Regions from separate parts of the Mus musculus genome. Here region 2 is linked to region 1. Evidence: chromatin loops called from intact Hi-C (ENCODE). Cell type or tissue: left cerebral cortex. All regions are shown on one strand. Links, peaks and the distances in the headings refer to the core of each region. The heading gives the core; the rest is flanking DNA. Region 1 overlaps Gabbr2 (gamma-aminobutyric acid (GABA) B receptor, 2). Region 2 holds the start of Gabbr2 (gamma-aminobutyric acid (GABA) B receptor, 2).

What was found. A loop is a pair of places that touch in the nucleus more often than their neighbours do. Peaks named below come from ENCODE experiments on the same cell type or tissue, not always from the same donor. Only the 100,000 strongest peaks of a DNase experiment are listed, where the experiment ranks them.
Region 2: a loop joins it to region 1, with 2.7 times the contacts of the local background. A loop is called at or near these places in 4 of 42 quality-filtered maps.

The regions. Positions count from the first base shown.
Region 1 is chr4:46,682,756-46,698,093 of GRCm38, forward strand. It overlaps Gabbr2 (gamma-aminobutyric acid (GABA) B receptor, 2), which reads right to left. Exons shown (of 19, transcript NM_001081141.2): 14 at 1,517-1,627. Among named protein-coding and RNA genes, the nearest start is that of Tbc1d2, 40 kb to the left of the region's middle. In left cerebral cortex, for the core only: CTCF peaks have their summits at 6,837 (motif pointing right) and 9,055 (motif pointing left); DNase peaks (open chromatin) are centred at 6,836, 7,574 and 7,981; H3K27ac peaks cover 880 bases.
Region 2 is chr4:46,983,291-46,998,628 of GRCm38, forward strand. It overlaps Gabbr2 (gamma-aminobutyric acid (GABA) B receptor, 2), which reads right to left and starts at 8,424. Exons shown (of 19, transcript NM_001081141.2): 1 at 7,818-8,424. The coding sequence starts at 8,135. In left cerebral cortex, for the core only: a CTCF peak has its summit at 6,813 (motif pointing left); DNase peaks (open chromatin) are centred at 5,227, 5,848, 6,807, 7,191 and 1 more place; H3K4me3 peaks cover 4,303 bases; H3K27ac peaks cover 3,622 bases.

The DNA.
Region 1 (15,338 bases), core at 2,592-10,591:
GGAGAGAAGTCCCCGGGCCAGCCAAAGAGGAATATAGATATTGAATAGAGATCTATAACTTATCGAACAGCTCACAGGAGAGGCAATGACAGGCTGAGGGTGGGCAGGACCATACCTTGACCAGGACTCTTTGAGCGTGTGTAATGTCTGAAATATCAGAGATGGACGTAGGGGGGGGCGTCACTGGATTTCTTTGCCCCTCTTCCCAATGTGGCCACATTGAAGCGTCCCCTTTTCTGCTTTTCATATTGATTTGGCTGTTCTAATTGGTTTATGGAAGATGGGTAGCTGAGTCCAGGTTGCTGGGGCACAGGGAGTTCCTCACAGGTGGTACCTCAGTTACCCTTGCAGGTTTATGTTTCAACACCCTGCTGACGGATTCATATGTGTGTGTGTGTATATATATATATATATATATATATATATATATATATATATATATACATATGATAAGTACACTGTAACTGTCTTCAGACACACCAGAAGAGGACATCAGATCTCATTACAAATGGTTGTAAGCCACCATGTGGTTGCTGGGATTTGAACTCATGACCTTCATACTCTTAGCCTCTGAGCCATCTCTCCAGCCCGACAGACTCTTTTAAAAATCCCTTTACTAGGAAATAGCAGCCGTGGAAGCTGACACACAGGAAGGTAGCCATTGTCTGTTGGGAGCCTTCACGCATGCTCCTTGAGTCCCCAGAGGCTGTGTCACCTCTCAGGGGAGGATATAGAGAATGGACCAGATGCAGGGACCTGCCTGGGGCTTATGGTGGTGAGTGACAGGGCTAGATGGGAGCCTGAGACTCTATCTCTGACTGGGATGTACCAAATCAGCAGGAGAGGCATGCAGTGCGGGCATGTCTGAGGACCTGGGGATAACCGCAGATCTCTGGAGTGTCAAGAGGAAGCAGAGTCCTATGTTCTTTGACCTTCAAGGAGTGGATTGAGGACTCCTGAGCACTGGGTTGAGACAAGGAAGAAATTTCCGGCAACACAACCTATCTGCAATCTGTAGTGGCTGTCCTGGGTATATTCACATCCAGATCTCCGGAAGGGGTGAATGTGGCCATGCTGGTAGTGGGGCATGGGGTTGGGGCTGGGGTAGAGAGTCTTTGGAGATATAATTAGGGATCTGTGAATGGAATTTTGTCAGATCATCTAATTGGTCCCCAAACCCAATTCCAAGGATTTGGAGAGAAGAAAGGACTTAGACAATTTTTGAGACAAGGACTGCCTGGAGACACCTTCACTGGAGGGGTCTGGGAAGGGCTCTCCCTTAGAGCCTGCAGAAGAAACACAGCCATGCATCAGGAGGGGAACTGGGATATCATTTATGCTCATCTCCTTGGGCTGTGGTGGGGCCTGAGACCAAGCCCAACACAGACTAAAGGCTTAGTCACATGGGGCATGCTCTGTTTATTTGCTTTGCTTCTTTTCATGTTGTGAAGGCCCCTAGGAGAGACAGGCCTGGCAAAGAAGCACCCCCCAACTCTGCCTCCTGCTTGGTACCTACCATGAGGAGCCCCTTGTAGGCGTAGACAATGCCGAGCCAGATGGTCATGTGGGTGTTTTCGCAGTGTTCCAGCAGTGGGCGGATGGAGATGTCCCGTCCTGCTGGGTCCGGCTGCATAGAGAGAAAACAAAAACCCCAGGGATAGATTGGCCACCTTCCAGCAGCAGAGTTCCAAGCCAAAGGCCTCCTTTTCTCACATACTCCACAACCAGTGATACATCAGGAGACCTTTGCAATCCCATGGTGGGACAAAGGTGACAGCTTAGCACCAACTGTGTTATATGCTTGATGGCTGTAACTCAAGCCTCCACCCTGGGTCCTGTGGCTTCTTCATGGTGGTCCAACTTGGAATAGAGGGGCTGTGGGAAAGAGTGCATTAGTACTGTGCCCCAAGGATCTGATAAGACCTTAAACCCTTCTGATAGAAATATAGATTATTTTGAAGATGTGCATGCTCCTCCTTCCTCTTGGTCACAAAGCACCCCAAAGAATTGGAATTTCCCCCAGGAATCTCACTGAAGTCTGACACCAGCCAGCTGCAGAGCTTGTCTCCTAGAAAGAGATCACTCATGGTACCGACAGCTTGTCAGATCACCTTGCAGAAGAGACTGGAGCCCACACCATGATGGGCTGAGGATGGTCTGGACCACACCTTGATCAAAAGTGCTTTGCTATGCCTTCCTCTGGCCCTCTAAACCAAAACTTCATGTGAGGACCCAAGGATGGCTTGGGAGGGACTCACTGAATCTCTGTGTCCCTCTCCCAGTGTGCCCAAGTTGAATAATGTTTCTCTTCTACTTTGTTTTTTTTTTTTTTTTGAGACAGGGTTTCTCTGTGTAGCTCTGGCTGTCCTGGAACTTGCTCTGTAGAACGTGCTGGCTTCAAACTCAGAAATCCGCCTGCCTCTGCCTCCCAGGTGCCGGGACTAAAGGCTTACAAGCTACTGCTGCTTGGCTTCTACTTTTTTTTTTTTAATTAGTGTTTGTTTAATTGTCTTATTAAGAATAAATGGCCAGATCCGGCTCATGGGGCTGTTAGGGTCCAGGCTCTGATTCTTTTTTTTTTTTTTAAAGATTTATTTATTTATTGTATGTAAGTACACTGTAACTGTCTTCAGACACTCCAGAAGAGGGCATCCGATTTCATTACGGATGGTTGTGAGCCACCGTGGTTGCTGGGATTTGAACTCGGGACCTTTGGAAGAGTAGTCGGTGCTCTTAACCACTGAGCCATCTTGTCAGCCCCCGGCTCTGATTTTTAATAATTGTTGGCATCAGCAGCACAGAGATTAGAACTGGAACGAAACAGATGAGATTAGCCTGGGAAATTCCTGAAGTGTTCAGTGTTTTCACTGAGTTGCTAGGGACCACTGATGGCTTCTGGAGAGGGAGAGTTGGTTCTCTTTAAGGGTGTGGTCCCTGGTAGGTGGGCTGTGCTCTAGTGGCTGACTCCTATCATCTAGGAATGTATAGGCAGCACAAACTGCATTTTTTGGTTATTAAAATGGGGAGGGGTACAAAAGTAGGGGAGAGTAGGAGGTTAGTGGTAGATCTGGGAGGAGTTAGGGTGAAGTATGTCTATGTATGGAATATGATCAAAATACATTGCAAGAAATTCTCAAATAATTAATAAAAGTATTATAGTAAGACAATTCCAGTAATAAGTCACCCTATAGAAGGGGCCTATGAGGCTTCTTGAAGGAGCAAGAGAGACAACGGTTGTAAGTTGGGCAGGGAGGTCTTGAGGAGTCTTTGGAGTGAGCTTTGGCAGTTGGAGTTACAGAATATGTTGGCCCAGACATACATAGGGGCCACCACAAGCCCTTCTAGGAAGAAAATCATTGAGGAAGCTGGGGTGGCAGCCATGTTCTATATCACATGACACAGTCTGGGCCAAAGATGATTGAACAAGAGGCGGGTACCTGACTCCAGGCAGCCAATCCGAAGGTAGGTCAGAGATCTGTGAGGTTTGCTAATATTCTTTCCAAGGATATGCAAGGGACTAAATCAAGTGATCCTGGACACTAATCTCTTCCAACCACTTGAAGACAAACTACAGACACCTAATTCCCTACCCCTTACCAACTGGAACAGTGACACTATCTCTTTTCTATCACACATCTTCACATAACTGTGAAGTGTCCTGTAAGGCACTTTGTGGTTTTTTTTTGTTTTTTTTTTTGTTTTTTTTTTGTTTTTTTTTTCCAAAAGCAGGACTCACCTCAGAACCATGCTCTGCTCTTTTATTTATTTTTTAATTTTTTTGTCTTTCTGGCTTGCTTTAGTCTCAAACAGCATCCTAACCCACTTTGGTCTTTCTCTCAGCATTCCTGAGGAATTCAGCGCAGTTAACGTGCAGAGTGTCCCGTGTGGATTGGCTGACCGTTGGCACAGCTGACTTCAGGGTTATGCATGCTGGGCAGGAATCCTGCCTAAGATGTCCTCAGGTCCCCTGTGCTATACCTCAGGACATAAGACAGCGCTTTGTCCAATGACTGGTGATGCTCACTGGGCTCACATGGCTGTGGTGGTCAGACCACTTGAAAGGTGCCATTTCCCCTCTGTGACTAGGGAGTCATCCTTGGGGTCCACTGTGAGGCCCTGCCAGGACGCTGTTTCCTGCAAACATTAGCTCAGGCCTAGTGACTCTGGGAACTGCAAACCCAGGATTTGTTAACTGTCACCCTATTTGGACACATCCTATTCTGCTGCAAAACAGCACATTCTTGCTTCCCTGTTATTTATGGTCTCATGGGTTCTTCTAAACCCAGTGTCCTACAACCCATTGCTGTCATTATGCATTTTGACTCAAGTTTCACAGACTTGGCCAGTGGAAAATGCCTTCCTGTTGCCCCTGACGTTTTCTCCCACATGTTCCTGTCATTTTATTTTTTGAACACTTGCTTCTTGGCACAGAATGGTCTCAGCTCCCCTGGCATTTTTCTTGGCCCAGCATTGGAATTTGGTTATTTTTCTTTTCAATGGATAATGGTGCTTGGAAATGAACATTTGAAAAGTTTGTGGACTCACTGTCCTAGGGTATCATTGGTTTTAGCCCTATGTATGTATGTATGTATGTATGTATGTATGTATGTATGTATACCTACCATCTATCAGTCTTTATCTCTTAAATATTTATTATCCATTTGTCACCTAGCTAGCATCTATTTATCATCTATCTTTATTATCTAAGCATCTATCAATTATTTGTCTGTTTACCTCTTATCAATTATTCATCTATCATCTATGTATCATTCATCTATCATCTATGAACCCTTTATTAGCCATCAATCTATCATCTGTGTATACTTGTTAGCTGTCTCTCTATCATTGGTCACCTAATACCTATTTATCCCTCCCCTCTATCATCTGCTCTGTATCTGTTCGTCTATTTTACAGATGAAGCCATACCTCAGAGATCTTGCCTGCCTCTCCCATTCCCTAATTTCGCCTCTTTTTGCACCGGAGATCTCTGATTTCCAACAGAGTCACCATATTTACTTACTTGCCTGGTCTCGCAATACAGTGTCAGAATCCATTCACAGATAGATACCGACAACACATTTGCTAATTAAAATGGATGGTTTCTTAGCAAATCATGTTTGCCAGGCCAGTGGAATCTCTGAGAGCAAGCATGTCGTCAAAGAAAAGTGTTCAGGATGCTGTGCTCTTCTGGGGGTGCCTGACAGCAAGGGGTGGTCATACCCAGGGTCAATCGTTGGCAGAGGGGGCCCTTTGATGGGGCCCACGGAAGGCAGGCTCCAGACAGAAGAGCCTCGAAACCCTCCTGCCTCTGGCTGGTCTCTAGGCCTGGCCGTGGAGGCAGGCACTTCCTGGGTTCCCATGGGTGAGAAAAGATGGTGTTCCAGTATGGAAGCCAGAGAGGCTGAGTCTGTTGGGGTCTGTGGGCTCAGGCCTTCTAATCTTCCCATTGTTCAGCTGCGTGCTCTCGGGCTCTATGCCCCTTTAGCTGTGCCAAGCCACAGAAAGACATTAGCTTAGCTTCCTTGAGTTCATATGTGAATACGGACAGTGTTAGAAGGGACAGGAGGTTCCTGAGGTGACCTCCAGAATGCCGGAGATGACCCTTCACGACACCCTAACTGGCTGGGATGCACTCATCGTGGTTAATGGGGTTTCCTGACATCCTCCCAGAGTTTAATTAAGGAGACAGAATGGACTTGGTCCCAAGGTCAGCCGTGACTTGGTGTCAGATTCCGTGTCCGACAACCTCACAGACATCAGAATGCAGGAGCAGAGCCCCCCCCTCCCCCCACGGTCATGTGAGCTGCAGATGTATTAATGATTGTGTCTGTTGTTCTAGAGATAGAGGTAGCCATGTGAGGTGGGTTCAGCTGCGGAGGGGGTGGGTGTCCTGTCGCATGCCACTGTTCAGTGTATGGAGAACATGATTGGTGCAGGCTGGCAGTGCCTGCCTGGCTCTACATACTGTGACAGGAAGCCCTCCCTTTGACACTTGGGGAGACGGCTGCATGTTCATTTTTACTGAACCAAACCTTCTCCCTGGACTTTACTTATCTTGCGGATTTCATCTTTCCTCTTGGGCTGCCCAGAATAACTCTGAGCTGTCTCTCTGAGTCTCGAGGGGCAGTCCATGAAGGACACTACCTGCACTTTCTTCCACCTGACCCTGGTGCAGCTGCGAGTGTCCCCGGATCCAGGGTTGAGCCTGACACTCTCAGTGTGTGGAGTGGACTGCTGTCCCCTGCTCTACATGCCTTTGACTCTCCAAATATCTGCCTTCCTCTGCGAAGTCATGTGGTCCTTGTCCCATCAGATGCTCATGGGTCTGCTGTGCTCTGCCTCTACTGTCTGCATTCCAGCCCAGCCGTCTTTCGCCCCAGCCTCTTTCACATCTGTATCCTTTCCCATGCTTTCTTTAAATCCCAGCTCTCACATCCAGCCATCTGTTCCCTCCCAGCCTGACCCCAGCCTGGACCGCCGCAGGGCAGGGTGGCAGAGACAGGGCCAGGGGCCTGATTTTTCCTGACCTCCCCACATTACAGGTGCTTACTTGGTAATAACTCTTCCAACTTGGCTTTTTACATCTCTCACTTGTGGCCCCAACTCCATGCTACGGGTCACAGCGGCCCAGGTTGGGCTGGGGGATGATGGGAAGTCTTTGACTATAGTAAAGGGACACTGGTACTGAGTCTCAGTGCGAGCTAAGTAAGTCACTGTAGAGTCACCCAGATCCTTTATGGGACTTGGGTTCACAGTAGACTGTGAAGTCACGCCTGTGGAAGAGGCGCCACCTAAGTGCTTTTCAGTTATCACTGTCATACATCAAAGCGCCACTAGAGGTCACCAAAGCACTGTGCGGCATGCTGTGGGTGACCCTTCCATACCCGCTGCTGGGAACAGACTCACCTGTCCAGTGAAGCTGCAAAGGCGAAGCTGTCATTGACTAAGAAAAGGACCCACTTACTGTCCCTGACAGAGGCCACTAAGGCCAGGTATCCAAGCATTGCGATAGACCCAATCCTCAGCTTCCAGGGCAGCTATGAAGGGGTGCTGGGGGAGGCGGCGAGGGGACACTACCCTGGGCTCCCTTGCGGTGGGCTGTCCACACAGCCGGTGCCTGGCTTCAGGTCTCCCTATGTTCCCAGGACTGTATTTCCTCTGGCTCAACAGAGCTGTTCTTGCTCTGGATGACGGGTTGTAAAGACTTGCGGTCTGCTCGATTCTCCTTAGTTTCTTCTTTTCTTTTCTCACCTTTTGTCCATCCATTCATTCATTCATCCATCCATCCAACCATCCATCCATGACTACTACAAATCATCCTCATTTCCCAGGTCCTTCTGAGGGCATAGGGACGTCACTCTAAGCAGGGCAGAAGAGGGTTCTGTTCTCACAGGTCTCCCACCCAGGGCCAGGAGGCTCCCATGAGAGGTGGCCTCCCAGGGCGATGCATGAGCCTCCTCCCATGTAATGGTAATGGGTAGGCAAGGGATAAGCAATGGATAACCACAGCGAGGATAAGGCAAGCATGAGCCTCACCTCCTGCTGGTTGCTAGGGTATGAACGCCGCTGTCGCCAATGTCAGAATGCACTGAGACCTTATGCTCACTTTACAAATGAAGATGCAGAGGCACGGAACGGTTAACTCATCTAAGTAACTAGCCTGCTCGCCACTATTAAGTCAGAGGGGTGAGATTAAACCCAGACCTGTCTGGCATTTCTCCCATCCTCACCGCTTGCCCTTCCAACCCAAACCCCACACTGCCTGCTTCTCCTAAGCATCACCCTGAATTCTAAGGAGACAGTAGGTAGGAGTCGGTTTGCGCTCCAGAAGGGAATAGCGGGAATAGCTTCACTGCTGAGGGTTTATTCGAGCCCCTGAGAAGCCCTGGGACTCTGCGAAGGCTGAGCTTTTGATGCTGCAGGCTGAACGCAAGCCAAGGAAATGCTTGCCTGCCTGATAGGGCCCTGTGCCCAGCAGAGAGGTGGACACCTGCTTGGGATGGCCAGAGGGTAGACATGTTGGCTCCTGGTCCAGCACTGCTCAGCGGGAGGTTTGCACAAGCTGCCCGGGAAAGCCTACTGCATCTGTGCATGGGAAGGAGAGCAGCTGGCCAGGATCCCTCTGCAGGATGCAGCTCCTGACAATGTAGGTCAGTGGCCTCTGGACACAGCCTGCATGGTTAGGCAGCAAATATGGGCAGCAGGTGGGGACCTGGGTCTACCAACGCAGGCCTGAAAAGACAAAGACTCAATCTTGGTACAGTCTTACTGGGAGAAGTTGCGTAAGCCCTTTGCTAGGCTTCAGCACCACAGCTACAAAGTGAGCCCCTTATTGGTGTGTGTGTGTGTGTGTGTGTGTGTGTGTGTGTGTGTGTGTGTGTAGGTGTTATTCCTTGGGACCCATCCACTTTGTTTTCCTGAGACAGGGTCTTTCGTTTTTCACCGGCATCTGGGACTTGTCAATTAGGCTAAGCGGGTTGGCCAGAGAGCCTCAGGAATCCGTCTGTCCCCACCTCTCCAGCTCTGAGATTACCGGCATATGATGCCCAGGCCTGGCTTCTTACCTGGGTGCTGGAGAAGAAATTCATGCCCTCATGCTTGCTCTCTCCCAGCGCCTCCCTCCCCCTTGCTGGTCAGTTTATGTGTAGTGAATGTGAGCCAGGTCACTGGAGGACAGTTATCCTTGTCCACTATTTATTCCTTCAAAGTCCTTTCTGTATTTCCCAGGTGCCTGCTATGTCTAGACACTAGACACTAAGACGCTGGATGTCCAAGACCACTCTGATGCCAGCATCCTTGAGACATGAGTCCTAGTCAATACACTAATGTTGGACAAGTCACACATCATTGCTATGAGTAGCAGAGGTAGCGAGCACTCCCAGAGAAGGTCCCAACACCAGGGATGAGGGAGAGGGATGACCTGACATGGCTCTGGAGGAGGAGGACCGGAGTTCGATTCCTAGCACCCACATGGCAGCTCTCAACCGTCCAAGATTCTAGTTTACAGGAATTGGGCGCCCTCTTCTGGCCTCTGCTGGCACTTGCACCAGAAGTACCCTCAAGAGCCCCTGGGGCTGACAGTACAGTTCCCTGTCTGATCTGTGAGTATGGGAGGAAAGAAACTTGCAGCACATTGATGCACATACGTGTAATGAAACAATAAAATCTTAGAGACAACAATAACAAACGAGGCCTCCCTTTGTCACCTGCACACCTGTGACAGGGAGAATAAAGACTAGGCACAGAGGAGCTGTGATGTAGCTCTGACACTGGAATGGACTTGCCACTCAAGACTTCTGTGTGTCCTGGTAGAGGGGCTAGGTGGGGAGGCCTGGGTTAGGATTTGGGAGAAAGGAGATGGTGAGGGGAGGGAGCCTGATATGTGCCATGCACCATTAGTCCCCCTGGGCACTCCATCTTGTTGCTCCAGCGGGTGGCTTGCCCCCAGGACCCTTCCATCCAGCTGTCTGCAGCTGCCTTGAAGAATTTCCTTTGGTTTCCATTCTTGCCTCATATCCTAAATGCCAAAGTCAATAAAAAAAAACACATTGGAAAATTGATAAGTTTTCTTCATGCTATGAGTGTGTGTGTGTGTGTTGGTGGTGGACACATACATTTTGGGGAATGTATTTCGGTGTCTGTGAGATACCTTTTTCCCCTTGGGGTCAGGTGAATCAATGCTGCCTTTTGGGGGAAAGATGGAGGACCCCTTCAGTAGAGAGAGAGCATGGAGCCTATCTCTCGGCAGCTAGGTGACTTTGAACAGAGTTCGAAGTCCCTCTGAGCTGCGACTTTCTCACCTGAAGGCTCCCAGGGCTAGCAAGGCGATGAAGAGAGGGATGAAGGGAGGTAGCTAATCGTTTACTGCCTGCAGAAGCTGAGAAACCTCCTGAGGTGTCAGCCATTATTATCTTTGACTTCAGAGGGTTTCAGAGTTCTGGAGCCAGGAGAAACCTTCCAGAAGCCTCGGGGGGCTGGGCTGTTTATCCCAGCAGCCCCACATCTTGGACACAGCAAGGCCAGAGCTATCACTTCAGGTAAGAATTCGTTGTTGAATGTTTTGAGTACACATTTCTTTCCCCCCAGAATCGCAGATCGGACAGGGAAGTGTGCTGTTAGCCCCAGGGGCTCTTGAGGGTACTTCTGGTCACTTTTCCTTTGTGGGTATGGAGTGCAGCACTTTACAGTGAGGGGATGTCTGTGCTTTGCAGAGCACCCTGTGCTCTAGGCACTAAATATCACGATGTCCTGTCATCTCATGACTGACACCCCCTCCAACTCAGTCTGCAAACACCAATAAGCTTCTGCAAATTTAGTTCTTTTCCTATCAGAGAAACTGAGACCCAGATAAGGACTCAAGGCAAGTACTGGCACAATCTTCTGGCCTTGGTCCTGTGTGCTGGATGGATGTCTCTGGCCTACGTCCTATGTCCAGCCTAGGCAAAGGCAGAGGATACACCACCGGGCTGTGTCCAGCAAGCAGCAAGGCATGGGTAAGCAGGGGGTGTGGCATGGGACCGAAGGGGCCTTGGGCTGAGGCATGGGGCAGCTTTGGTTTAGGGCAGCAGCCATGTGTGTTGCTTGCCTCTCAAGTGCAGCCTTCATAGGAACTGATGTCTCTATTCATGTCTCAGAGTCAAGAGGATGCCCAGAGGAGCCTTTGCATCTCTGTATGTGCATTCATGCCTGTGTGTGTGTGTGCACACACGTATGTATTTGTGTGTGCACATGTGTATGTGTGTGCGCGTGTGCATGTGTACATGTGTGCACGTGTATGCATGTGTGCATATGTGTGCGCGTGTGTGTGTGTGTGTGTGTGTGTGTGTGTGCACGCACATGTCTGCATATGTACGTGGAGATGTGGAGACTGAGGGAAATATTAGTCCTTGCTCCTCAGGAGCTCTCAAGCTAGGTGTCTGACAAAGGGTCTCACATTTGGCTTGGAACTTGACAAACTCCAGGGCTCTGCTTGTTTCTGTTTCTCCAGCCCTGGGACTACAGGCATGACATGCTCTGCTTTTTTTTTTTTTTTTAAACATGGGTTCTAGGGATTGTATTCATGTTCTCACGATTACAAAGCAGGTCCTTTGCCAACTGAGCAGTCTCCCCGGTTCTCAGAAGCTGTTACCTCTAAGTTTTCTAAGCAAAGTGGCAGAGTCTGGGGAGAGCAGAGCTAGAAGTACAGACAGGAAACAGGCAGGAACCTGAGGTACAGAGTGATGGGGACAGTGCCTTGCTCAGGAAGCCAGAGGGAAGTCCCTTCAGGAACACCACCTTCTGTGGACATGCGTTCAAGAAATTCTACCTATATCCAAGGAGTGCCAAGGGATGTTAGGGATGCTGGGACTGTGAGCAGAAACTGGCCCAGGAGCCAACAGGGAGAAGGGTAGACATCTAGTAGACTTGGGATTCCTAGGCCTTGGCCTTGGGGTTGCAGGCAAACCTTTCTAGGGGGTCTCTGCTGACATGGAAAATGTAATTATCCACATGGTCACCCAGAAAGTGACAGTACTGAATGGAGAGTGTCCCTGACGACCTGGGGAGAGCAAGTCCCTTTCCTCCAAAGCCCTATAAATGACAACATTGGGGGGGTTCCAAGATGGCAGCTCCCAGCAGGCAGCAGACACCTGCCCCACTGCTGCAGTCTGGCCTCCCGGTCAGCAGCATGGTCAGCAGCATGGGGCATTCAGGGATCCTCAGGGTGGGAGTCTACTCTCAGAAGCACTTGCCTTCTGTGAGACAGAGACAGACAGCAGAGGTGAGGAGAAATATGGGTTCCTCAGACCCTGACACAGCACAGCACGAGCTGAGGTGACGGACACCATTAAAGCCCAGGTGGAGAGACAAGCCGCCATCATTTGTCTTGTCCTCAGCACTGACAGAATGTGACCTCATCACGGCACTGGCCCACTCACAGGCAAAGCCAGTACGGGCCTAAAATTCCTCCTTTCCGGTTTCTCTGACCTCCTCTTCCCTCTCTGAGCTCCAGGGGCAGAGCCAGTGCGATTTTTGCCTCCTGACACTCCACACCCAGTTCTATGAGCACTAGCCCTGATGTCCTCCAGGCTATGAACCATTCCTAGTGGCCCCTGGGCAACTCCAAGAGGTCCAGTGCAGGGAGCTTTTGATTACCACCTTCAGTCTCTGCTCACCTTGCCCTTCCCCCTTCTCGGCCCCTCTCAGGGATCTCCACTCCACTGACATCCCATTCCACCCCAGCCTATGGGCACCCCGCTAGCCCAGCACTTGCCAGTGTGAGCTTACTGCCATCTCCCTTCAGCCTGCCACTGCTCCTGGATTTGCTAGTCCAAGAGTGGCCATAGTCACTGTCCACTAAGTGAGACCTGGACTCTTGTGTCTCCCTAGTCTTTCTGTTCCTCCTTACCTACCTAGACCCTCACCAACCAACTACATGGGGCTGCCGACACACAAGGCTGGGTGGAGGTCTGGTCCTGGCAACTCCTCCTTGGCCTGGGCTCCTGAGGCCTCTAGCACGTGTTGGTTCTCACTATCCTTCACCTCCCTGCTCCTCCATCCATACCAATGGATTCCAAACAGAAGGAAAGGTCTGAATGCTATGTCTGCCTCTCTGACAGTCCCCGTTGTTCTATCCACCCTCATCCTCTGGCTCAGCTCACCCAGGGTGGAGCTCTTCCTCCATCCTCTGGGTGCTGTGGCATGCATGCAGGCCCCAGGCCCTTCTTCCCTGCAGAGGTGAATGCCCGCCTGTCTCTGCTTTAGGAGCTGCCTCATCATGCTCTCTCTTGTCCCCCCACTTCTTGCCCTCCCTCCTGCCAGTCCTCGCACTGACTGACTACTTCGCTGTTGGAAAGATTCTGTACCAAGTTTGTTCCATGACTAGCTCGCTTCATTAGTCCAGCATCCTGGTCCTGGCTCCAGTACAACCCCCATGCTAGGGGACACTGTGAGGCTCAGAGAGGCTGAGTGACAAGCTCCAGGTCACAGACGCACGGCAAAGGACAGAGCTGGTACTAGCACCAGGGACACTAGATTCCCCCAAATCGTTGCCGTAACATGGGGTGCCCAGCGGTGTGGTATGTCAGGAGAAAGTCCCAATTGTCCCAGGACGGTGCTGTCTGCATGGCATTGTCCATGTACCTGCAGCCAGAGTGGCCTCTGTAACCTCTGGCATTGCACTGTGAAATACTTTATTCTCCATGCTTATGACACAGGGGAGAATGGGAACCCATCCTAAGCCAGCCAAGGGTAGTCCCTGTCTTAGGGGTTTCATTGCTGTGAAGAGGCACCATGATTAAGACAACACTTATAAAGGACAACATTTAATTGGGGCTGGCTTACAGGTTCAGAGGTTCAGTCCATTATCATCAAGGTGGGAGCATAGCAGCATCCAGGCAGGCATGGCACTGGAGGAGCTGAGAGTTCTACCTCTAGATCTGAAGGCTGCTAGGAGAAGACTGTTTCCCACGTGGCTAGGAGGAGTGTCTTACTGCTTACCCCCACAGTGACACATTTCCTCCAACAAGGCCACACCCACTCCAACAGGGCCACACCTTTTAATAGTGGCACTCCCTGGGCCAAGAGTATTCACACCACCTCCCTGGGTCAAGAGTATTCACACCACTCCTCTTTTCCATAGTCACCTCCTGCTTCTGCTAACCCTCTTAGGTCACAAGGTCTCTGAGGGGACAATTGCCTCTGACTTTAGGTGACATCTGGGTCCCTAGTAGTATGTCCTGGCTTTCTAGCCTCACAGTTGGCAAGGCCAGTCTCTCTCCTGCCCAGCCTTTGACCTTGAGGCAATGGGGGTACACAGCTCAGCCAGGGCCCTGCCACACAGTCTCACCACCTTCCCACTCAGTGGCTACTCACAGACGGCTCTGGCTGTCAAGTTCCAGCCCAGTGTAGCGTGAACAGAGAAGCGACAGAACTGGGGTGTGAAAAGGCTATCAGTCAGGACACTGTGCCAGGGGACCGGGACACAGCCTGGCCACTCTACTCCCATCGTGTGTACACTGCATCTTACGAGTCTCAGTTTGTGGCTTTGCCACTCATCCTGGGTATTCCATTAGCCTCTGTCCTACTCAGAACAGGAAAGCAGTGAACCCACAGCCAGAGGAATTTAGCCAAGGTCACACAGCTGCCACCTGAGCCCCTTCCTGCACTTCATGCTCCTCCCTGGGACTCTGGGCATCTCTGCTCACCAAGGAGAACGGAGGGGTGCTGCCTTGTTGAGTCTAGTGGGTCCCTTCTCCTGGGCCCTGCTCTGCTTCAAGTTGATGGTTTGTGTGTGACTAAAAGCAGCCTGCAATTCCTGTGTGCTGGCGGGCCGGTGTGCTGAACCGGAGCTGCCGAGCCAGGACCACCGCATGTTCGCTTGTCTTTGGAGAAATGTTGGCATCACCTGCTAGAGGGTTGTTCTGAGCATTCAGGTAAGAACATGAGAAGACAAAAGATGACAAGGCCGAGAGACGCACGCGCCCCATGGTAACACGGACGAGAACAATGCAGGCGTTTGCTTTTCCTGTTGTCGTTTCATGAGGCATCGCAGTGGGAGCCCCAAAAGTGCGCTGCTGCAAAGACTGTTCCAAAAATCTCTGCGGTGGCTGCTGCCACGCTGGGTGGAAGTGGGGATCGCAGGGTAACCAGAGGCCACAGAGTGTGTGCCTCCCTTCCCACTGCACACTGGGGCTCATTCTGCTGGGCCTGCCAGGGCTGTCACCTCCGTCACCAGGGATGTCCTGGGCTAGAACATGAAGCATCTCTCTCATTCCCTGACTAGCAGAGAGCATACAAAGGTGCTATATATGCTGAAGGGAATGGTCTAAAAGGTAACTCTGTGCCTCTGAGGAGATTTCACTAGGGTTCCCCCAACCTTCCTTTGCATACCTCTAGTAACGAGCTGCTCACTACCTCCTAAGGTGGCCCAGCTCACTTAGGATCAGACAGGACTTCAGGAGAGATGCTCTTCCCCTGAGCTGAATTCAGATCCAGTGACTTCCCCACTGTCCTCCACTCTGTCCTTGGGACCCTCCTCCAGCTCAGGACAGCCTCTCTGAGGTCAGGGGCAGAGGGCTTATCCTCCCTCTTTGTTCTTGTTCTTTTCAACTCCACCTGCACAGGACTGAGTCTAACTCTGTCTATCCAGCTGCCCTTAGCTATTACATTACTCACTACATTCATGGGACCTGGGGTCTGGCCTGATGTCTCCTCTCCTAGGGCTGTCCCCTGAGCTTGCCTTGGTTAGGTAGCAATGTGCATTGAAGAGCCTCAGCACACACATACGTGTGCACACACATGCATGCACACTCACGTGCACTTGCACATGTACGCCTGTACACATCCCTCTTTGATGTGAC
Region 2 (15,338 bases), core at 2,918-10,917, 300 kb after region 1:
GAGGACTGTATTGCAGGTCCTCACCCAGATCCTGGGAGCAAGTTTGCCTCAGCAAGTAGGTGTGGTATCAAGGCTCCAGGGCAGGAATTCGCCTTGCTGTGACAGCCAGTTAGGTGAGTTCCTTAACTCCTTTCCAAAACCCAACATCAACACTCAAGATTCTAGAGCTACTCTTCAGGCCCAGCGTGGAGCCCCAATCCGAAGAGGACAAAGCTCCCCACTGGTCTGCTTGAGGCTTCGAAAAGTGGCCCTTGACTCTGTAGCTCCACCCCCTCAATTGTCTTTCCCTGTCTCCTCTTTCCTACGTGTGAGGACAGTGCCATGGTGTGTGCACTTCCTTATCTAGCCCTTTAAGAAAATTAGTATATGTTCATTGTACAGAGTGGTAGGTTTCTAAAGCCATCTCAGTTCAAGCACATCATGTACGTTGGCCAGGTTCACCATCTGTACCTTCTCTATTGTGCCCTCATCCCCAAAAAACATTCTCCATCACTCTCGGGGATAACTTGAGATCTCCAACACCTATAGATTCCCCCTGGCACCATCTTTCTGAAGGACCCCAAGTGGCAAATGCCCATGAAAGCTACGTGCTCCTCTATACTTCAGATTCCTTTACATTTAATCTGAGGGCAGTAACTATTTCCGGTCAATGATAAAGGACTAGAGCTCATACATGTTGCTTGCAAGCCAAGGCAACTAAAACCCGATTCACATAGGAGATTCCAGAGTATGCGACACAGCCTGGAAACAGCCTATATCCCTTAGGTTGCTTCTTGGATGAGAGTCAACAAGAAGGCCCTCTGACACACACAAGACTTTGAGTTGAGTATGCTACGGAGATTCCAGGACTCCATTGGTTACTGCCATGTCTATTCCAACAGAAGTTATGACTTGGTGAGTACCCACTGGTTCAGCACCACCGCTCTCATTGCTCATCTTGCACTTCCAGCTTCTAAGTTCCTTGCTGGGATCTCAGGTCTCTGTGTGTGGAACAATGTCTCCTCTGTGCTTGTTAAGAGGGAGGGCCACATGCACGAAGAAGCCCCTTTTAAAAAGGACAACGTCATCCCATAAAACTCTAGTTCGACATTGGAATGTGCACTAAACAGAATTTCTAATTCCTCTCATCTCCTTTCTAAGGGAATTTGGGGACCAAGGTGTGTCTGTGGGTGCCTGTCCAGACTGAGGAATTGGCCGGGGATGAGTATGGTGAAGGCGTTGCCCCATCTGGGGCATGGGAGCTCAGGAATTGGTGCTGGTGGGAATTGCAGGAGACAGCAGCAGCTTGGCAGCAAAGGTCATCTTGATTCCTAAAGTCACTTACAGCTTGACATGAGAAAATAAAGGCCCAGGGCAGTGGTCCAGGCAAATCGTTCCAGAAGATACCAACACATCCAGTTAGAGTTCAGCTCAGCAACCATTCACTCAGGCCCACCATACGCCCAGCTCTGCCAGGCCCCACCCCAACTCCCAAAAATCAGGCTTGCCCTGCCTGCAGGCAGCTACAGCCTAGTGAGGGATGCCTGTCACAGGGAGGGAGAACAGGAGCTCAGTGAAGTCCTCAAAGTCTGTATCCTCAGTGCCTAACACCCTTCTCAGCTATGGTATCAGAAAACAGTGCTTCATGTTTACATCGTGTTTGAAGCTTCCATATGTATCTTAGGTCTTTCTCCTAGCAGCTCTATATGGTCAGCATAATAGAACTCACAAGGTATAAAAATAATAGTGGCAGCATATTAACAACCAAATACTAGCATTTGCTACATCCTGGACCTGGGTTTGGCTGCTGCCCTCTCACTGCTTCCTTATGCAACTGTTGCCAGGTCTCCAAGCAGGTAAGTAGCATCCAGACCACAGTCTCCTGACCCTGAGCCTAACCTCATTCAACAGGTATCAGGTGAGAGTTGGAGGTGCAAGGGCAGAGGGTGGTCACCGACCCTCTGCCTCTGCCTCTGCCTCTGCCTCTGCCTCTGCCTCTGCCTCTGCCTCTGCCTCTGCCTCTGCCTCTGCCTCTGCCTCTGCCTCTGCCTCTGCCTCTGCCTCTGCCTCTGCCTCTGCCTCTGCCTCTGCCTCTGCCTCTGCCTCTGCCTCTGCCTCTCCATCCCTTGAGACCCCAGCCTTTCTCTTGAGTTTATGATACAACAGTTTCCAGGCCCGCAATCTCACCCTGCCCAAAGCCACTCTCTACTTTCCTACTAGATCACTAAAGCCTAGCTCTCACGCCCAACCTTCTTCAAGGCAGCCACGCCCAGTCCCAGGCTGCCTTTCTTCCCACGAGGCTGTCTGCAGGTACCACATCTCACACCTGGATACCTTCATTCTTTAATCGTGAGACTCTTCCCTGGGCCCCATCTTCACTTCCCCTAGGCTTCAGCTCTCTATGTCTGTATTATAGTCACCCCACCCAAACTCTCCCCTGGAAGGAAGTACAGACATGATCATTTTCTCTCTGCTTTCGAGACTGTCAAGACTACCGTCAGTCTGGTGTTTCCCATGAGCCTGCCTTTGTGGAGACCATCATCAATGCTTCATGACATTCACGCCCTCCTATCAGTCTCTTGTTTCCTAATAGGTACAACTTCTTCTCCACTCTGTATTCCTAAGATTGGGTACAGGAGACCTCCCCCCTCTTTATCCCTCCCTCCCTTGCATCTGTCTATCTATCTATCTATCTATCTATCTATCTATCTATCTATCTATCTATCTATCTATCTCTATCTCTTGGTTTTTGAAATCATGACAGGCTGGTATGTGGCACAGGCCTGGCATATCAGTATCATATGATTGGGTAGGGGGTGAAGTCATGACTCAATTCATACCAGTATGATCCTAGCACCTCTGCTGGAGCATTTGGAAGGCAGAATTATTCATGCTGGATTTTCTGCAAGTGTGCAAAGCCACAGTTGTGTGGGGCCATCTGCCATCACTCAGGACAGCATGCCTCACTGTGAACTAGCAAGGGATCAGAGCCAAGATCCAGAGAGGAAGGCACTTTTAAAGATGTACCTATGCTCTGGATACAGACATACCTGAACATAGCACACTCCAGGTTTTGCTTAGTGATATGAACCATTGGTTTGGGTTTCTACAAGAGTCCTTAGTCTGGCAGAGTTCCTAAAGGTTGGTCAGTGAGATACAGCCACTCAATGTGAGCCTAACTAAAATCAGCTCAGTCCAGCTTCTGTTTGCCCACAGCAGGAGGAATGGAACCAGAGCCTAGCACATGCTGGGTAAACATTTATTTTTGAGTTGAGATCTTACTAAGTTGTCCAGGCTGGTCTGAAATGCACTCTGTAACCCAGGCATGCCTTGAACTTATGAATTCAGTATCCTGAATAGCTGGGGTTATAGCCTGTGCCATCAGATCTCTCTTTATTGTTTTTTAATTAACAGCCGCATTGATAGAATACTATAATATTTACTATTTAGGAAGTTCTTTTCTAGAATGCATAGCCATCCCCACTTTCATGTCCTATCCTGAGCTGAAGATGATGAAGGTTATCTTGCTCTGCCCTCCATTTGCCGGTCACTTCTCTCAGGCTAGACCTGTGGTTCTCACCTTCCTGCAGTGCAGCATCTCCGGCAGGTGCTTGGCACACACCTGCAGAGCTGAGCTCAGCCTCCTGAGGAACACAGACACAGCTCGCAGCTATTTGAATCCCTTGTAAAACATAATGCAGGGACCAGTGAGATAGCGGAAGGAAGGGACACGTGTCATAAAGCCTAGTGACAGGAACGCAGACTCCAGGATGCACACGGTAGGAGTGAAATGACTCTCTTAAGTTGCCCTCCGATTTCTTCATGTGCACAGTTACACACATAAAACAAAGCGCAGCACATAGATGAGCAGGGAGCTGGCAAAGCTGCCCAAGAGAAAGCCATGATCATCAATCATTTGCTTCTGCTGGGATTTCTAAGCTGGATCCCTGCGTCATCAGAGTGATCCTCCTGAAAGCTAGATTGTGCATGCTTGGGTTATGTGCCTTTGGTTTCCTGAACCTTTCTTTCTTCTATTACAATATTGTGTGTGTGTGTGTGTGTGTGTGTGTGTGTGTGTGTGTGTGTGTGTGTGTTTTAAATAGTAGAAAAAGTCAGAAAACTGCAATCCAACAGCAAGAAAATGATTAATTATTTATATGTGCATGGAATAGAGTAGTACACAGCTGCCAAAAATCATATTAACAAGATAGATTTAAAGACGTGGGGGAAATTCCATGATATAATGGTAACTGGAGAAAAGAAAATATTAAACTGAAAGAAATAATCCTAATTATTTGATGCAATCAATTACTTTTGCAAAGGTAGATTATGGGCGATTATTTTCTGTATGCTTTTCTACATCTATCAATTTCTCTAAAATGAGCACTAGTCAGATCAGACCCACAGCCATGATTTTTAGTATATTACTTGATTATTATTTTCTTTTACTAATGTGGCCATCAAAGAACTCGTAGGTAGTATGGTCCACCAAGTTCACCTGGGTATCTGGATTGCTTTCAAACACAGGGCAGAGAATCTGACACTCCAAAGGCTGCTCCCAGCTTTTTCTTATGGTGGGAGCTTCAAAGCCTCCACATAGCTTCTGGCTCTTCCTCTTGTCTACACTTTCAGTGCCTTGCTTGTGTTTTTATTACACAAGTCCTCTTGGAATCCATACACAAGTGTTTGCTGAAGTGATGCAATGCTCCACCAAAGAAACCGAAGTCCGACCACCCCGTGATCTGTTGTGATGCCCCATCGGCAGACAGAGGCCTTGAACGTTCTGGGCTGAGCTTGGAATACCTGTTACTAGAGACGCTGGTACAGGCTCAAGGCCTGCCTGAGCTGCAGAGTGAATTCAATACCATCTTGGGCAGCTTATGGAGACTATCTCAAAATAAAGATGTAGGAAGAGATCTGGGGATATAATTGGCCAAACCTTTGGCTTCTGGGTTGGATCCCCAGTATTGCAAAAAGGAAACCAGGAAGTTCTACTGCCTGTCTCATCACAGAAGAGGCTCAACCAACATAAATACATGAGGAGGTAGGCTGGCCTGGGAGAGCAGATAAACTATGCCTTGCTGTATCTTTCACCCTTTTTACAGGCGGTGTGGACCAAGGTCCATCCTGCCTTCCTTTAGTTACTGGCCAATGAGGCTATGACTGACAGCCAATGTCAACAAAGCCAGGCAAGATTAGCCCATCACACCAACCCTGCATTCAAGTCTTCTGACAGGAGCAGCAGACGGTGAGGAGGCAGCTCTCTGAGTCCACAAACACAGCCTTGCGCTAACAGGGGCTACTCACTCACTCAGAAGTGGCAAATGCCTTTCAGATTGCCCTGCATCTGCTGCCAGTTCCCAGACTGATTTTCCCTTCAGTCCAGCTCAGAGAAAACTTTAAAGACAGGTTAGTGGGGGGGGGGGGGTGAGGGGGAGTAATTATAGTTCCTGGGCACTCTCCCAAATGTGATACTTCATGCACGAGGTGATATATTGACTGTCAGCCAGAATTCTCTTTTCTGGTAGTAACCTCCCTGACTCTCTTAAAGACTGTAAGGCCAAGCAGGAGAAAGAAGCATTCTTAATATTTTAGCAGTGACTGACTTATCCCACCTAAAGCCATAGTGTCTCACTGGTGAATCCACACCAAATGGAAGTGCAGGAAGGGAGGCAGTTATTTATTGAGTGCTTACAGCGTGCCAGACAGAGTGCTGGCAGTGGAGCCTGCTGGCATCTCTCTGTAAGCCCCTGGACGCCATCCGACAGAGGATGGCTAACCACTCTGCTCTTGAGATCTGAACACCTGCATTTAGAGGCATTAGAGATTAAGTGTCCAATTCAAGGTCATGGGTGGGCGGGGTCAGGAGGTCAGAGGGATAACCTATTTCTGCAGTGTTCAACCCTAAGCCCCAGATCAGGTACAGTTGACATTAGAGGGAAACCCAGTGCTGTGCCTGAAATATTCCCACCAACCAAAGCTCCTCTGACTGCCTCATCCTCTTGACTTTGGGTCCTCTCACTCAGAAAGCCACCAAGACACACTTGAGAAAAAAAATGTAAAAGCGTTGGCCCACACCCTGCAACCAAGCGCCCATCCCTCTGCTACCACAAATGGACTAATGAGAAACTTCTCAGGAAGCATTCGAAAAGGTTTTACAAGACATAGTGAAGATGTATACAGGGCAGCCCTGTCTACAATTGCTTTTGTCTTCTAAGAACCGGCCTGTCCCTGTCCCTGTCCCTTCCAGAATATGGGTGGAAGCCACATGAAAGTGTGCCAAGGATATATGCCTCTGCATAAATGCATACCCATCTCAATGTGCTTGTGCCAGACAGGTACCCCTAAAGAACTTGAAACACTGAGGGGGGAGGGAGAAAAAAGGAGGTCGTCAGGAACGTCAATCGAAAGTGATTTCACACACGGTTAGCCCTGTACAGCCACCCAGTGTGCCTCTTCCCGAGGCAGAGGAGCCTCTCTGCCTGCAGCAACCTGAGCTCACCGTTACCAACTGCCACCAATTCCTTCACCTTTTATTTACAGAGCAGAACAGCAGGCTGCTTCACTGGTGAAGCGGGGGAGGCGGGGAATGAGATACAATCTACATTATGCTCTTTTCCGGGAGGGGGTATAAAAAAGGGGTCAGGCAGGGGAAGAAGCCAAGCCCAGGTTACACCACCAGGGGGATGCTCCTTTCTTGAGGAGTCTGCCCGGGAGCTCCAGCAAAGGTGCGCTGGGGGAGCCCGGGAAGCAAGGGTCCAGAGCTCGCCCTGGCTTTGCTGGGAGAGATGCAAGAGGCGCCAACAGAGCTCTCAGTAAAGGAAATCACTGCCCCCTTCAGGCCGAATCTTATCTCTCGAGGCTGCGGACCGGAGAGTAGGGGCTCCCTGGGTCCGGAAAAACTCGCAAACCCGTCCTTATTCCTGATCGCTCTTCCAGGCCCTCTCTTCGTCCTAGCCTCAGAGTGGGCAGTCAGGGTCTGAGCTGAGGCTCCTTGGAAACCTAGACATGAGGGCGTGAGATCGGGGTTTGGGATGGAAAGGTCTTGGTTCTCCAGCTCTGCTCAGAAAAGAAGGCCAGAGGGGAACCCTCTGCCACACTCCAAGTCTAGGCTCCCACGACACGAACGCCTCAAGTGTGCACCTGCTCAGCGGTGTTAGCAGCTGCTGAACAAAAGTGGAAGCGCGATCGGACACCACCACACGTCCCGGGCTAGACCTGTCAAGCCACTCTATGAGCAACTAACCCAAGGCGGGGAGAGGGGGAAGGGGAGTCTCCCAAAACTGCTCCAGCTACTGCCAGCGCTGGACAGATCCAGGCAGCAGCGCTGCAGAACCCTCCGGGCTCCGAGGCTGACCGTGGCGCGCGCGAGCCCTGAGCTGCAGAAGTGCACCACAGGATCGGTCCTGCCCGAAGCTTGGCCCCCGAGGGTCCTGGAGCCCTCTAGCCCTAAAAGGGCGGCTTGGAATTTTTAGGGTCTGGGAATAGGCCCCATAGCCTGTCCAGCTGTGGCTGGCCCAGTTTGTAATCAGTGTGCGTGTTCCTCTTACTTGGCACCTGACAACCCTAGGAGCAGCACCGGACAGGGGCAACCGGCGCAGGCCTCTGGGAGTCCAACCTCTCACATCTCTAACTCCTCCTCTGGTCAAAGGAGACCCCCATTCCACACCCACACAGAGGTGGAAGGTGCTCACAGATCAGGGTCCCACCTGCTCCAGCCAAGCCCAGTGAGACCCTGATGGACCCAGTACGCGGTCAGCCAGCGAGGAGGAGACAATCACGGCTCTGTCCCTCCTCGACGCCCCCAGCCTCGACGGCATGGGTCACTGGACACTTACCTCGGTGTCGTAGAGTCGCAGGTCCAGGAAGTAGGGGCGCAGGAGTGACTCGTTGCGGATCTGCTCGATGGCTAGCTCCACGGCGGGGAGCACGCCGCGCCCGATGCTGCCCTTGGCCACCTCCTTGGTGAGCGGCATGAGGCCCATGATGGAGAGCGGCGGGCTGCTGGGCGGCGGCCGGGGGGCGCCCCGCGCCCAGCCCCAGGCCCCGGGAGCCAACGACAGCAGCAACGACAGCAGCAGGGGCAGCAGCAGGCGCGCGGGCGGCGGCGGTGGCGGCGGCGGCCGGGGCTGCCCGGAGCTCGGCGGGGAAGCCATGCCGCGCCGCGGGCTGCGGGCGCCAGCTCACTCGGCCCGCATGGCCTGGCCCGGCCCGCCGCCCGGCGCCGAGCTCTGCCCGCGGCTCCCGCGCAATGGCGCCGGCACGGGCCCCGGCTCGGCTCCGGCTTCTGCTCGCTCAGAACGGCCGCGGCGGCGGCGGCGGCGCCCGTGACGGATCAATCACGCCGGGAAGGGGTGGGAGCCAGCGGAGTGCGGGAGGCGGGGAGCCAACGAGCGAGCGAGCGAGCGAGCGCCGAGGGGGCCGAGTCTCCGCGCGCCTCTCTCCAGCGCGGCCGCCCCGCACCCGGCCGCCTCCTCCCGCCTCCGTGCGCGATCGCAGCTCTTTCCTGCTCGGAGCCGCGGGACGTCGGACCCTGGAGCCCGGCCAGGGGAGGGAGGGCGGCAGGAGGCTCGGGAGGCGAAGGCAAGGCTGCTGAGCGGCGGCTCGGGCCGCCTCCGGGGACAGGGACGGGCCGTGCGCGCCGGGGGAGGGGGAGGCGCCGGCGCTGCGGCTGCCGCGGGGAGGGCCGTGCTCCCGGCACACGCACACTCGCGCCCCGGGCGCTGCGCCGCGCCGGCTGCTGCGGCCGGCTGACCCCGCCGCCGGGGACTGAGCTCCAGAGCCCCACGTTCGGGGGAATCGAAGCTGCTATGCGCGGGGGACGCGGGCGCCTCGCCTTGCGCTTCCTGTAGCACCTGCAAGGTGGTTGGGTACTGCTTCTCCCAGGTCTGGGCGGGCGAGTCGAGGAAACGAACGTTCTACAAAGGTGTCCTAGGGGCACCAGCAGCCTGCGCTCTCCTGTGCCAGCTACCAGGGAACCTGGGACCCTTGATCCAGTCTGGAGTCCTTTGCCAAGCCCAGGTCAGGGCTGGGATAGGAGACCTATGAGTACTACCGCCTCCTCCAGGCGTTTGACCTCCCGGTGTCCCCAGTCCCAGAGGGCCCCGCCTTAAAATTCTCCCCTGGGTGGGAACCCTGTCTTCAGTCCCAAGAAGCACAGCCTGGACTTGGCTCATTCTGTCTCCCAGGTGGTATAAACACACTGGATAACCCCAGGCAAAGTAGTCCTGGACAAGATGAACCTGAGTAACCCCTCTGTGCCTCCCTGTGAATCATGGCACTTGTGAGCACTAACCTACAACATCCCAAAGCCTGACTAGTACAAGGATACATTACATTACATTATAAAACAGCCCATCCAAGCATTGTGGACCAAAAGCACGACCTTGTAACAAGGGTGGGAATTTAACCTTCACTAACTGCTTGCTACCTGACATATCTGATGTATCCTCAAAACAGCCGTATACGCTTAGTACAGTGGGTCTATCATTCCCGTTTTACAGAAGAATACACTGATCGATAATATACAGCTAATACAGGGGAAGCAGAATGCACAGCCACAAAGGACTCTTATGCACCCCTGATATTGGAAAGCCCTTCCAAAAGGAGGACATGGAGGCCACGGTGCTCTCAGTAGCTCTAGATCCCGTTCCTCCACACAGTTTGTAATGGGTCATCTAAATGGAGTCTGCATATTTGGAGCTGGGCAGGAAACCCGGAGGAAACCTGGAAGATAGAGCCCAGGCTGAATTGAGGACGGCAGTACCTTGGACAGCTCCAGAGACCCTGAGGCCAAATCAGCCAGGGCGCCTGCCCGCATAGCCACTTTCTAGGCGGCTATAATTCCTCCCCTCTCGGCTGAAGGTTTTGTACAAGAGCACAGCTCATCCAAGCACCCCCATCTTCCAGCCAAAAAAATAGTCTAGAGGTAATAGTCACCCCAGACATTCTAGAAGATGTCTCACTGACAGGAGGAGACCCATCTCCCTGCCCACCAGCTTGGCTCCAGGCCAGACTCTGACCTCATGCCTCACTTTGCTTGTCTGGGCATTCTGGCTCCCAGTTTCTGCCCTGATCTTGAGTTCCACTGTGGGTAACTGGAACCTTGGTGTTTTTCCTAGTTCTGAGTCCCTGCCTGCCTCAATCACTAGCCAGGAATCCCTGCTCTTGTATAGGTGGAGCTGGGCTGCTTTCAGCTACTAGCCATTCCACTTAGCTATATTCTACTTAGGAGACTCTCCTCCATGTTTGCCAGGAAGGTAAGGAACTGAAGAAAGCAACTCCAGCCATTGTCCCTGTTGAGTTGCTGTTCTGGTTGAGAAAAGAGACAGTATTTAGGAAGAACTGCATTTCAGGGTTCCGATGTGAGGGAAAACCCATTGGAGGTCAATACATCAGGAAAGAGAACTGAGACAGGTGAGGTCAGGCTAAGATGCAAAACAGGGAGTCTGGGAAGTGCTCACTACAGTGACTCCTTAGCAGAGGCTTAAGGGAGCTAAGACAGAAAGACAGTGTCCCATGAGAGGAAAGGGCCCAGGACAAGGAGCAGGAGGGAGAACGGTAGGCTTGAGGACAGTCAGGGGCCAGGGTGGCTGAGGGAAATGAGTGAATGAGGGAAAGAGCAGTATGAGCCAAGATCAAAACCAGAGTGATCATCCAGGGCCCCGGTGCTGGGAGGACATTGGCTGCACTGGCGGAATGGAGAGCCACAGCACACTGCCACGGTCTGAGCCACTGGACCAGGCTACTCTGGCAGCTGAATAAAGATCCATTAGGCCCAGGAAAGGGCAGAGGCAGGCACACCAGCCATTATGCTCAGTTCATGGCAAGAGTCAGGGTAGAAGCAGGGGAGGTGGCCATGGCTGGAGCAGCCGTTGTTCTTATTACTAATGGGAATAAAAAGCACTGGCCAAGTTCCAGGACTGTGAGACACTTGATGTAGTCCTCTCCTTATGAGAAAGCCAACAGAGCCCCCGGGTACCTCTCCTGATCCAGGGGGAGTCAGGGTTAGCAGGGGCTGCGATGCTAAAGTCTCGTGGCCTTCCCACGCCCTGCTTTCTCCATCATCCTTTCATCCTCATGCTCTCCTACAAATAGCAATGTGTCTCCAAATCCCAGCTTGGCCATTCCGAGATAGCCCTCACTGGCTTTGTGGGGACTTGTGAACTCTGTGGTCCATGACCTACCAGGGAGCACAGCATCCTTCCCTATGAGCAAGATTCTGACCCAGGACGGTAACCACCCCACTGTCTACTGTTTGGCTCTATTAGGCTGGGAATCCTCTGCCACCTTGGAGAGTTAGGAATGCCCGGCTCTTCCCTAACAGACGTATCCTTCTACAACCCGGGTCTAAATTTCTCACACACTTCCCTTCCATCCCATTGTCCATGCCTGTCTCTACTCTCTCTCCCAAACAGCCTCAAGGACTCCTTTCACTCTTTCTAAACACTTTTTAAGTTATGTACATGTGTGAGCATGCACACACATGCATAGTGTGTGCTACGGCACACGTGTGGAAGTCAGAGGACAACTTGCAGGCATCAGTTCTCTTCTTCCTCTTTACAGATCCTGAGGAATTGAACTCAGGTCATCAGGCTTGGAGCCAAGCCACAGAGCCAGCCACAGAGCCAGCCACAGAGCCAGCCACAGAGCCAGCCACAGAGCCATCTCACCAACCCACCTCCCGCTCTTTCTCTTTAAGAAGTACCGACAAGCCACCCTTGCAGACAAACCTCTTCCACGGATTCGTGTTTACACGGGGATATTTCTTTCGATCAAGCAGTTCGGCTGTTTTTATAAAGCACATTGTTTTACATTTCTTCCTCTTCTTCTTCTTTGTTTAATGGAGAGGTTGTGAATGATGGCTCTGAAAGAGATTCCCTGAATGACTCGAAGGAGCCTGTTCCTTTTTCCCCAAGGCATGTTTTTTAAACTGAAAAATTGGGTTTCAGGCATCAAATGTGGTCTAGTGACATCTTCGAGTAATAATAATAGCTGCCACTTACATTAACCACCCACCTGCTCTGTGCCAGACACCTTGGTATGCATCATCCGAGACTTCATGGCTGCCTGGGAAATGGCTGTTGGCATCTTCATCTGCAAATGTCTTGACTTGGTGGTGTCCCGAGGGCAGAGACAGTAATAGGCACAGACCACCTCTCCATCCCCGGTCCTGCATTTGTCTCTTTCACTCACCTGCCTGTGAGGGTTCCCATCTGTGTCTGACCAGGAATATTAGAAAGAGGTTTAGAACACCACCGAAGGGCTGGGGAGGTGGCTCAGTTGGTAAAATGCTTGCTGTGCAAATGTGAGGACCTCCCAGCACTTGGGAGGCAGAGACAGGCGGATTTCTGAGTTCAAGGCCAGCCTGGTCTACAAAGTTCCAGGACAGCTAGCGCTATACAGAGAAACCCTGTCTCAAAAAACCAGAAAAACAAAACAAAACAAAACAAAACAAACAAACAAACAAAAAACCCAACAAGTGTGAGGACCAAAGTTTGAATCCCAGAACCTACATTAAGAGCTAAGCATGGGGGTCTAGGGAGATGACAGCAGTTAAGAGCACTAGTTGGTATTCCTGAGGACCAGGGTTGGATTCCCAGCACCTATATGGTAGCATGTCCATACCTCTGTTTCCAGGGGATCCAATGTCCTGTTCTGGCTTCCAGCGACTCCTGTAGACATGCGGTGTCCAAAACTCCCATACATATGAAAATAAAATAAAAGCTAGACAAGGTGGTAAACATCTTAGTTCTAGCAGGATAATCCTAGGAGCTGGTTCGCCAGATGATTTAATCAAATCAGTGAGCTCCCGAGCTGGTGAGAGAGTGGAAGACACCTGACATCATCCCCCAGCCTCCAACCCCTGATGACTTATGGACACCAACCATCCAACACACATGTGGACTCACAACCTCATGTGCACGTGCCCAGCACACTGCCGAAAGTCCGCAGTGGAAAGTAGGAAGAGAGGCTGGCCGGAGATTCTACAGAATGAAGGATGGGTCTGGGTCTCCTGGCCTCCCCAAGAAGCCCCTATGGTGATAGTGACCCCACCACAATGACACCAACACTTCAGGAGAGTAGTGCCCTTGTGGCTGGAGCTCTCATCAGATCCAGCATTGGGGACTGAGTTCCCAACATATGCTGAGGGTGAGAAGTAATTCTTAGTCAGATGGTTTCCAGAGGGCACAGACTGGCAGGAGCGCAAAACCTCTCTCAGAAGGAACCAAGGACAAACAGAAGGTACACTTTTGCTACCAAGCATCAGGTGAGAAAGATGCATAGAAAGCCTTTGGTCCAACCACCTGCCCCACATCGGAGTCCCTCCTTCTCTTTAGGGCCCAGAGGAACTTTGAAGTCAGACACTCCTGGGTTCCCATCTTTCCAACCGTGGTGCTGCGACTCCAGATCAACTACTTAACCTTGTGAGCTTCGGTTCCTACCTCATGAGTTTCGGTTCCCACTCTTTGAAGCAAGGATGAGAATGGCTCCTCCTCTATGGGGTTATCCTGAGGATTAAACAGTTAACAGCAGTTGTTACTGCTGAGCCCCCAGCTTGTTAGCTGCTGTTTCTATCAGATTGCCTTATCAAGTACAATGTAGCATCTATTGTACTGAACACAGCTCTAAACACTTAGTAGGCAAGAAATCAAGAATATCAATGCCACCAAGGGCGGCAAGACCTGTGCCTGCAGAGGCTCCCACAATGCTACTTGATTGACAAGACCTTCATCTTCCCCTAGGGCTCCACCGAGGTCATCTGTCCTATAGCTCTCTTCCTGCTGGCTTCTGAATCTGACACTGACTTCTACGTTACTCTTAGTTTTGTTCATGGTGGCACTTCAGGAACAGTAGCTACAAGCATCTCCTTATACTTTCTTCCTCAGGAGAAGTGACCCTGGATCCTTTCGCCTCCCTGGGCCATCAGTCATCATCCCAGGCTTCCATTCCACGGTAAAGTCAGAACTGACCACAAACTCTCTGAACAGGCCAAGAAGCACACAGTGGAGTAGGGCCAGCCCTCAGCACGGTCACAGGACCGCCGTCTAGTTATTCATATTTTGCTAGTGGCCACGTCACTCTTGGGCTCCTGGGACGCTCACTGCCCTGTCAAAGCCTAGCTTTGTTTTCTAGGAGGCTGCCACTGCTGCTGTTTCCAAATAGCCAGGCCTTTCCTACCTCACTTGCTAGCAGTTCTAGTTTGAAGCCCCAGAACAGGAGTGAAATGTTTCTCCAGTGACCCCTTCCTGCTGTGCTGCCCCGCTGAAGGTGTCCTGCATGGCAGATCTCTTATTTCTCATACTTGGTATGTCTTCCAGTTAGCGCTGCTGTTATTAGGCAGCCTGGCTTCCTTTCTTGTCCTAAAACATTGACCAGAATGTTAAACAGGAGAGAGCAAGAGCCGCAGCCATGAGTCTGCCCACACTGGGCATTACATACCAGGATTAAATCTCACAACCACTGCACTCCCACATCCTACAGCCTGCATTTCCCCACCTCTCACCGGAGAAACGTGACCATTCTTGATGCGTTTGACAGAAGCTCTGGTGCACGATGTCTCGGGGCTCCTCTGGCCTGCCACACTACTAATTCCATGAATCCAGACTCTGTGGAACTTGATAAACACAAACTGACACTTGGGAGGCTCTGTAGTGAGTGGTTCTGGAATTCTGCAGAGAGGTGGTACCTGAATACCCTATTGCTGAGAACACCTGGGGAAGGCTCTTAGAGAAACCAGAACTCAGCCACACCTCTACTGCCTGGCCCCTTCTGCCTCTCCCTTTCCAGAGGTTCTCAAAGTCTCTGCATCCATCTGCCTGGAGCCTCCATGTAGGCTCAGTGGAAGCTGCCTTTGGAAAGTCTCCTCCATTTCCCTTTCGATGATTCAAGCTCACTTCCCACTCACTGGCCAATCTCTACCAACGTCTCTGCAGTGCCACTGTGACTGACACAGCAAAGAGAGAATGCAACATCCTTCCATCTATCACCTCTCCTGCTCCTTGTGCCCCACCCAAGCTCCTCTACTGTCTGAGACCTTTTCTGAAAGCCTCTGCTTCTTCTAGGACTGACCACCAGCATATAGCTCTATTCTAGACTCTTCCTTCCAGGGTCTCTCATGGTTCTCATACTTCTGGTAAATGTTGAGATGTAACCATGGGTACTGAAAACCACACAAATGTTAAACATATGGTTCAGTGGATTTTCACAAAGCAGACATACTCATAGGACCAGCAGACAGAGCCAGAGAGTACCAGCAACCTGCAGCCTCAGGTGGCCTCCTATCTCCAGAGGAAACCAGTGTGCTGAACGTCAACAGCAGAGGTTGGTTAGGGTCTCTTTTGGATTTGAGCTAAATG